Regions from separate parts of the Mus musculus genome. Here region 1 is linked to region 2. Evidence: chromatin loops called from intact Hi-C (ENCODE). Cell type or tissue: heart. All regions are shown on one strand. Each heading gives the region's core, and the rest is flanking DNA. Links, peaks and the distances in the headings are about the cores only.

The links. Hi-C counts contacts between places; a loop is a spot of excess contacts. Peaks named below come from ENCODE experiments on the same cell type or tissue, not always from the same donor. Only the 100,000 strongest peaks of a DNase experiment are listed, where the experiment ranks them.
Region 1: it touches region 2 in a loop (2.5-fold over the local background); 1 of 42 quality-filtered maps calls a loop at or near these places.

What each region holds. Positions count from the first base shown.
Region 1 is chr15:76,229,163-76,233,545 of GRCm38, reverse strand. It overlaps Parp10 (poly (ADP-ribose) polymerase family, member 10), which reads left to right. Exons shown (of 11, transcript NM_001163575.1): 11 at 1-551. The coding sequence ends at 244. It also overlaps a transcript of Plec not described here. Among named protein-coding and RNA genes, the nearest start is that of Parp10, 12 kb to the left of the region's middle. In heart, for the core only: CTCF peaks have their summits at 426 (motif pointing right) and 2,540 (motif pointing left); DNase peaks (open chromatin) are centred at 555, 1,025, 2,405, 3,995 and 1 weaker place; H3K4me3 peaks cover 3,646 bases; H3K27ac peaks cover 1,966 bases; H3K27me3 peaks cover 2,131 bases.
Region 2 is chr15:76,080,282-76,084,619 of GRCm38, reverse strand. It overlaps Puf60 (poly-U binding splicing factor 60), which reads left to right and starts at 3,674. Exons shown (of 12, transcript NM_028364.2): 1 at 3,674-3,770. The coding sequence starts at 3,747. It overlaps Gm48952 (a long non-coding RNA gene), which reads right to left and starts at 2,094. Exons shown (of 2, transcript XR_003951572.1): 1 at 1,981-2,094; 2 at 1-994. In heart, for the core only: a CTCF peak has its summit at 2,022 (motif pointing left); DNase peaks (open chromatin) are centred at 3,669 and 3,989; H3K4me3 peaks cover 1,964 bases; H3K27ac peaks cover 3,004 bases.

The sequences.
Region 1 (4,383 bases), core at 239-4,238, 150 kb before region 2:
CTACTCGCCTCCCAACGCAGAAGGCTACAAGGCAGTGTTTGTGGCACAGGTGCTGACGGGTGACTATGGACAGGGTTCCCGCGGTCTGAAGGCACCTCCTTTGAGGGTCTCCGGTCAGGTGCTTCGCTACGACAGCGCTGTGGACTGCCTTCAGCAGCCCAGAATCTTTGTCATCTTTCACGATACCCAAGCTTTACCGACTCATCTAATCACCTGCAAGAACATACTCCCGGGTACCCCCTGATAACTCTCTTGGTCTCTTGGATCTCTTTCCTGGACATTTGACCTAAGAGGCCAGCTTCTGGTTCCCTGCTCTACAAAGTCCTTAAGTGTCAGAGCTGCCCACGGGAGCACTCCTGTCTTTGGCTGGATAGACAGGATGACTGTGGACTGGGGAGGGCCAGACCTAATGGTTCCTTGGCCTGCTCGACCGCCAGGGGTCAGCAGAACACGGCAGGAGGGAGCACCGCCAGACACACCCGTCTTGGTTGGACCGCGCCCTAGAGGGGTTCTCTGTCTTTGAATAAACCTGTACTTGAAACCAGTTAGAAGGACCGGCTGGAACTCAGAATCCGACCTGTTTGGGGAGTGGGGGCCACCCACGTGGCTAGGGACGGGTCAGCTGTTCACGGAGGGTGGGGGCGGCGGTGGGCAGTGGATCCAGGCGTCTGGACGCGGTGCACTCCTACGACCTCACGATCGCCAGCAGCATCTCTTGTCTCCTCACTCACCGCCCACCAAGGTGTGCGCACTCGGTGAGTGCCGCCTGATCTAGTCATATCTTCGGCTCCGGTTCTGCAACCTCCGGGTCCAGTACTCTTGGCACGTAGCCCGGTCACGCGTGAATCCTTTGCTCGTTTTCGGAGGCGCCCGGGCAGCGCAGCTCTTGGTGGGACCGGGGCGGGGCTCTGGATTAGCCCCGCCTGCGCTGCCTCCGCGGTTCTCCTGGGCCCCAGGAGTCTGGCTGCAGCGGCTGAGAGGAGGCAAGCGGAACCACCAGGAGCGTAGAACTGGGAGGGTATGGAGAGGCTCCAGATGAGTTGGGAGTTTTGGGGGGAAGGCGGGTAGGGGTGGATGGCCTCAGACCACCCGGAATTAGGTGCTGCTTCACAGCCCCTCTTGCTCTATGCAGAGATCAACACCTCCCTGGGATCAGGAAATTGCGGAACTGGACGGGAGGTGCTTGAGTGTGGGCAGAAAACGCCGCGATGAAGGCAGGCTCGGTTGGGGGCTGGAACAGAGACAGCCACTGAAGGGCCCCGCGGTGGAGTGGGGTCGAGAGAGGCACCAGCTTGAGGACCGTTGACTCTTTTTCAGCCCTTGGCCCGAGGGCGAGGCACAGAGCCCACATTGTGCCCCCACTCTATGCCACCCCCGCTGAGACAGAGCCCCATTCACCTCTTCGCACGCCAGTGCTCTTGGAGCAGGGAGCTGGGGCGTGTGCACGCGTGGGGATGCGTGCGCTTTGGCTGCACGCAGTAAGCTGGTGGGTTGCTAGAGCGGCTGCCGGGCTCCCCCGGGCCTTGCCGCATCCGAGTTCCCGCAACCCACGCCGCTGCGGCTCCAGCTATTTATAGGCCTTTGCTGCAGAGATCGCAGAGACAGAGGTGGGACTGTGTAGGTTAGAGGTGGGGTAAGAGTGATGGGGCGTCCTAAAGACTGAGCCTGGAGGTAGATGCAGTGACCGCGGACTGGGGTTGAGGGTCTTGAAGAATGGGACAGTAGGGACATAAGCCGTGTTTGTTGATGGCCTCATTACCAGCCTATTGGAGGATCAGAGGAGAGGGAGTCCAAGACTGAAATGCAGGGAATGGAAGCTCTAGTCCTAGTGACAGGGTCCTATCAATGTGTGCTTGAAGGTAGTGCCCTCTTCTCCTCCAGTTTGACAGGTGGAGGGTGGAGTCAGTGTCCTGTGCTGGGGATGGGGGCGGGGATAGTTAGCGTTTGGGTAACTAAGAGACAGGAACGATGGTCAAGTGTGTTTGCTGGAGGAGGCGAGGATAGATAGGAATGGGAGTAAAGTCTGGGATGAGCATCAGAGGGTCAGTGTATGAGCAAGATAGGAGTTCAGTATCAATGTTCAGGTTAAGGAGGTGGTGGTGGGTCAATGCACAGTATCAACTTTCCCCACAGGTGAGAGTGTGACTCCTTCTTACTTTCCCTCCAGGAGGCCATGTCAGGGGAGGATTCTGAGGTCCGGCCAGTGGCAGTGGCTGAAGGTAGTTCCAATGGAAGCAGTGGCTCACCCAGCCCCGGGGACACACTGCCCTGGAACCTTGGGAAAACACAGAGAAGTCGGCGAAGTGGAGGTGGTTCTGTGGGCAATGGGAGCGTCTTGGACCCTGCAGAGCGGGCCGTCATCCGCATTGCAGGTAATGGGAAAGGGTCTGGCCAGCTTGCCTTATCAGCACAGGTGTTAAACACCTTCTATGTACTGTGTGTTCCTGTGTTTGACTGGGTAAGACATCAGGGGCCATCGTTCAGCTATGAGGGAGGGCTCTTTCTGAACTGGTGAGGTCAGGTAGCACAGCTCCACCTGCTGGCTCGTCCTTGGTAGCTGCAGGAGGTTGGAGGACTTTTAAAGAGCTGACGTCTGGCTTCTTGTTGCAACAGCTCAGCAGTGGTCTCCTGGAAACGGGTCCATGTGCCCATCTCCAGTTGGAATCATTTCTTGGTCTCTTGAGGTCAAACCGCTTCTCCAGTCTTGTGTGCCATCTCAGGGTGGGAGCACATTGCCACCTGGAGAGGAGAAGATGTTTAATCTGTGAGAGCCCTAGAACCTCCGTGTGAGCCAGAGTCCAGCTGTTCCTTTCAGGAGCTGCCAGTCCCTAAGGATGGGAAAGACAAGGCGAAAGGCACCATGGGAGACAGCAGGCAGTTGGAGGGTAGCTATCTGGAGGGCAGCCTGTTCCTTTGAGAAGTGGGTCACCGTAAGGCTGGAGGCCATTGGGTGGGATGCCCTGGGAAAGGAACACTGACGCTGTCCTCTAGGAGATGATGAGGCATTTGAAATGCAGGAGGTGGTAAGGGTAGATTGGAGAGTTGAAAGGCCAGGTGCTGAGTGAGCATGGAGATGGTACAGTCTCCAGGAACTTTGCTGGTGGAAGCATAGCAGTAGCTTGTGGAAATGGAAGGGGACAGAAAAAAGACATATCCCCCCCCCAGACTATTCCTGATCTGAGAGCATGTGCAGGACACACACACACAATTGATGATTTATAAAATGGGTTATTTTCCCACGTGGACTTTTGAATACCCTTCACTACCTCAGACCTTTAAAGACAGGGGTGAGGGTAGAGACAGGGTACCCCAGAAGCCCTTTTTACTGGTTGGGTGGTTTTGTGTTTACTGCCCTTTATGCTGTAGCCAGCCCCACATGTTGTCTTTGTGCTGTCTGGTAATTTTCTAAGGACTGGTTTCTAGACGCAGAGCTCCTGGTTCATATGGTGTTTAAGGTTTCCAGGAACGGCGCAGAGCCAATCAGGAAAGGAAGGCGTGTCGATGCTGGGAGACTGACGGGTAGAAAGGAACTTTGTTGTTGTTGTTTAATTACGAAGATATTTTCTTTTGTCAATTGTGTACTCTGTCTTTTTTTTAATGTGCGACTTTCCCCCGTGTTTCAAGCGCCTCTTATATTTCGGCGATGCCAAAACTGTATCTCCACTGTTAGGACGGAGGGAGGAAGTTCTAAGTAACGGCGAAAGGAGGGAGGGAGCCAGGCAGGAAGGGCCTCACTCCGGTGGCCAGGTGAAGTGGCCCGGGGCGAAGGAGGTGGAGAAGTCGCAGCCGGCCAAAGGAAACGGCCACCTTAGACCGAGTCCTGTCAGCCGCCTCTGGTTCCCGAGTCGGCAGGGAAGTGTTTGCAACTGGATGTGTGTGGGATCAAGGCTCAGCTTCCCGCGAAGGGGCGCGCCAGGCAGCGCGTCCAGCTACGGGGCAGGTCGCCTGCTGGCTGGCCCGGCCCCGCCCCGCCCGTGGGGCATCCTGGGTGCGGGGCGGGGCGGGGGAGGCCTCTTTAAGCCGTGCGCGCGGAGGCGGCGGGGGCAGAGCGGCCGCCAGGGCTGGCCTTGCGCGGCGGCCCGTTGCGTTCTTCTCCCGCCAGCATGGCCCATCTGCTGACGTCTGGCCCACCACCCGACGAACAGGATTTCATCCAGGCCTACGAGGAGGTGCGGGAGAAGTACAAAGGTACGGAGCCTCTGGCCCCTGTCTGCCCTGTCGGGAGCGCGGGCCCCTCCAGGTTAGCCAGCCTGACAGCCGGCCGTGTCCCCAGCTGCTGTCCCCGACCGTTGTCCCAACAGAGCTCAGTCATTCGCCTCAAGTCTCACCAACTTCGCTCGCCTCCCTGCAGCCTTCGGGGCCCGGGGAAGGGATGGATGCGCT
Region 2 (4,338 bases), core at 339-4,338:
GCTTCACTTTCACATGATGCTGGAATTAAAGGCATGTGCCACCGTGCCCCCACAAGCGCGCTTTTAGTCCTGTTTACTGGTTTTTCCATGGTGCCCCCACATGGCAGTCTGTAGGGCTAATCACCTGCCCACTCTCTGCCCCAGCATCACCCCACTTTGATGGGCATCGGTGATGAGTATTACAGTTCCATCAGCGTAGGTTTTAGCAGAGGACAACGTGTCCTACACTATATTTTCCGTATTGCACAATTTTTTGTTTTCTCTGAAGTTAATAATTTTCCTTTTTAGTTCTTTTAAATGGGGTGTGTGTGTGTGTGTGTGTGTGTGTGTGTGTGTGTGTGGTGGTGGTTGTGGTGTGTGCCATAGCTTACAAGGAGGTCATACAGCAACCTGTACCTGTAGGAGTTAGTTTTTTTTTTTTTCTTCCCACCATTTGGGCTCAAGGGGTTGAACTCAGATTATCAGGCTTGGTGGCAAGTCCCCCTTAACTGCTGAGCCACTCCCCAGCTCTGCTCCTTACTTTCTGTTTGCCATTAATTCATCTGTGGGCTCCTCTCAATATTTAGGACCAAGCCCAACTGACTACCCTTCTCTTGCTGGATCTCCACTGAGTGAGCCTGCTGCCTCTTCCTGTGTTGTGGTTCAGTCCTCAGTGTGGGCTGCCCTGCACCAGGATCTGTCCGCATGCCTCTCTCTCCTCTCCGGGACCCATGCATTCCTCTTCACTTACCCCCACTTGAAGCTTCCCAGAGAAGAATGGATGAGAAATTATGGAATCTTTGCCTGTTTATCCTTATTCGAATCTTAGACGTGTGAAACTGTGAGAAGTTTGTTTAGCTGAAAGCATTCTCTCCTCAGGACTTAAGGGTGTCATGTTACATTCTTCTAGTTCCAGGAATTGCCATGCTTCGGAATTCTGACCTTTTGTGTAAGAGCTCTTCTGTTTCTCCTCATTCTTTCTTTGCCTAGTGTTTTGGAAATTATCAGTGACCTGCTACAGTAAAAAAAAAAAAAAAAGAAAAAGATGACATTTTCTTGAATTGTTCATTGATTTCTCTCCTGTCTCCTAGATAAATTATTGAGATGTTGAATTTGTATTTTCTATTGTTTTACATTTGTTTACCAGGTGGTTATGGGTAAGCACGGGCAGGAGCTAGCTGCTCTGAGAGGGCTCAAGGGCAGAGTGAAGACTTTTTTCTTTTCTTTTTTTAATTTAATTTTGTTTTGCTTTCAATCACAGTTTCCTCTTCCACCCCTCCCAGCTCCCCCTCCCCCATCACACCCACTCTCCTGTTTTCCTTTAGATAAGAGCAGGCCGCCCAGGGATCTCAGCCCAACACAGCATAACAAGATGTGACAAACCCTCATATCAGGGCTGGATGAGGCAACCCAGGAGGTGAAAAGGGGTCCCAAGAGCGGGCAAAAGAGTCAGAGACACCCCCATTCCCATGGTTAGGAGTCCCATAAAACACCAAGCTAACAACCATAATATTTATGCAGAGGAGCTAGCATAGGCCCTGTGAGGCCAGCTTAGCTGATTCTGTGGTTACAAATCTCCAATTTTAGGCTCCGTTTGGCTGTGGGTCTCCGCATCTGTTCCATCAGCTGCTGGCAGGGGTACATAGAATCACACTGGAGGCAGAGACAGGTGGATCTGAAAGTTTAAGGCCAACCTGATCTTTTTTTTTTTTTTTTTTTTTTTTTTTTTCTGAGACAGGATCTCCCTATATAGTCATGACTATCTTGGAATTTGCTTGGAACTCAGTGGAAAGGTAGACCAGCAGGGCCTCCAACTCACAGAGATCCACCTTGCCCATGCTTGGAACAGGCACTCAGAAGCAGTGCTTGTTAAAAACCATTGACTCTTCACTTTTGACTCACAAGATACCTAAAGCAGCCAAATACTGTCATCATGCAGTCTGATCTCTGGCTAGTTCTAGAGAAGACAGATTCAACATTTCAGAGTTTTTATCAGCTTACCAAAGATTTTTCTGAAAAGCAAGGTCCATCACTATCAGAGGGTGGTGCCTGGGGTTCCCCCTGGTGGTGGTGGTGAGACCCAGCCCACTCAACATCCTGTGTGTGTGTGTGTGTGTGTGTGTGTGTGTGTGTGTGTATTTTCAGAGTCTCTAGTGGGCCCATCTAATTCTAATTCTTGAAGAATATTGGCCAATGTGATTATCGCTTGTTTTCTTGAAACTTTCAACTTTATGGGTTTTCTGTTTTGTGTTTTGAGACAGGATCTCTCTATGTAGTCTTGGCAGTTGCTTGGAACTACTTGGAAAGGTAGACCAGGTTGGCTTCCAATTCACAGAGCTTCTCCTTGCCCCTGCCTCTGGAGTGCTGGGATCACAGGTATATGCCACCACACATAGCTCAACTTTATTTTTCAACTTATCGAATCGCTCATTTGCAGATTTTGTTTTGTTTTTTTTTGGGGGGGGGGTGTTTTTCCAGACAAGAGTTTCTCTGTGTAGCCCTGGCTGTCCTGAACTATGTAGACCAGGCTGGCCTCGAACTCAGAAATCTGCCTCTGCCTCCCAAGTGCTGGGATTAAAGGAGTGCACCACCAACACCTGGCCGTTTTAATTTTTCTCTTTTTTAAATGGGGAAATCTAAGTTCATGATCTTTATTTTCTTGTTTGGGGGATGCAACATCTTTAGGTATCTTCCATTTCCTTTGTTGTCTTGGTTTCTTTTCATGCTCTTCTGCTTGGTGATTCTGGCTGGCCACTTTTGCTTAAGAGTGAGATGCTAAGCTGGGTCTCAGCGCTTCGTTCCCAGGAGGAGCTAATCTCCAGGCACTGTTGGCAGAGCCAGAACGACTAGTAACCTGTATTAGGGATAGAAGTCTGGAGGCACCTACTTTTTTTTTTTTTTTTTTTAAACTATCTGCACATTTTCGGAGAATTCAAGACACAAGCATCACACACCAGCCTGCTAAGGCCCTCCCCTGGCTCCCCAGCATTCCACTTCTCTGCCCACTTAGGTTTGCTTTCAGTAGAGCTTTTTCCTGTTTAAAGGGGGTACCGAGGGGGAGGAAAATATTCTGCCATGTTTTGCTAAAGATCTCTATATTAAAGTCTGAAAACCCGAGGGGTGGAAAACGAGAATGGCTATCCGGTGGAGTTTGAAGGTGCCTGAGCTTACAGATGTGGTTGGTGCCTTGCAGGCAGCCTTACGGCCACAAAGCCCAGATGAACTACATATTTACACATAGCTCAGGACTTGGGGACTAACGTACACATTTATGCCCACAGGACAATAACCACAGGACAGGCTGGGGAGCCATCTTTTGGGGGCCATCTTCGTGTCAACGGCTATTTTCTCACTAGGAAAGAGACCATATTTCAAAATGAATGAGGATTCCTGACTTTAGATGGACAATGCAAAGGACGATGCATCAGTCTTTTTGTCTTCTGTCTCCGCAGTCTACGAGCTTTCAGCGAGTGGACTCAACTAAAATAGGGTGGTAGGAAAAGAGGCAGACGGAACTGACTCAAAAATGTCGACCCCCCCCCCCCCCGACCAGGGGAGGGCTCTCCGGGTCGCCACTCCAAAACCCCGGCCCGCCCCGTCCTCCTCCGGTACATTAACGGCCTGCTCCGCCCCGGAAATGCGTTTCGGTCTCCGCTCTCGTAGCTATGCCGTACGTCGCGAGATTTCCGCGTCCGACGCCCAGATCGCGCGAGACTGCGGAGGGAGCTGATGCTTGTGGCGCGCGCGGCGGCCGCGACGGACGCAAGATGGCGACGGCGACTATAGCTCTCGTAAGTGAGTCCCTCGCGGCCAGGGGGCGGCCCTCAGCTCGGAGGAGTGAGTCGTCGGCTGGGACAGGGTGCGGAGGGGACCCTGGGTGCGCAGCGGCCCGACCCGGACCTCGTACGGACTTTACCGTGGTCCCCGGCACGCGGGGCGGAGGCGGAGCGGGAGCGCGCGGCTGCGGCCACGGCTGGGGCTCGACTGCAGCTTCCGGCTCGAGGACTCCAGTTTCCGGCAGCTGGGCGGGGTGGGCCGGCCGCGGAGCTGCCCTGCTGGATCCCCGCGGGGCGGTCCTGTCTGCCGAGACTGGGCGACAACTGTCTAGGCGTCCGGTGGCATTAGGGTGTCCTGGTGCCTGCTCCAGACCCGCGCGGCTACGCCCCGTGTTGGGGACGCGGAAGGGGCGGACCCGTTAGCATTTGCTCTGCGCCATGGTGCAGAGACGAGGGTTTCCCGTTCCGTTAACACGCAGGAGGGGAAGAGCATCTCTCCCAACCCCCATTCCCCTCCACACCTTTCAAACAGCCATTCTGTCACTGCCTCTGTGGGGAACCCGACAGCCGGTGCCTGCCTCGG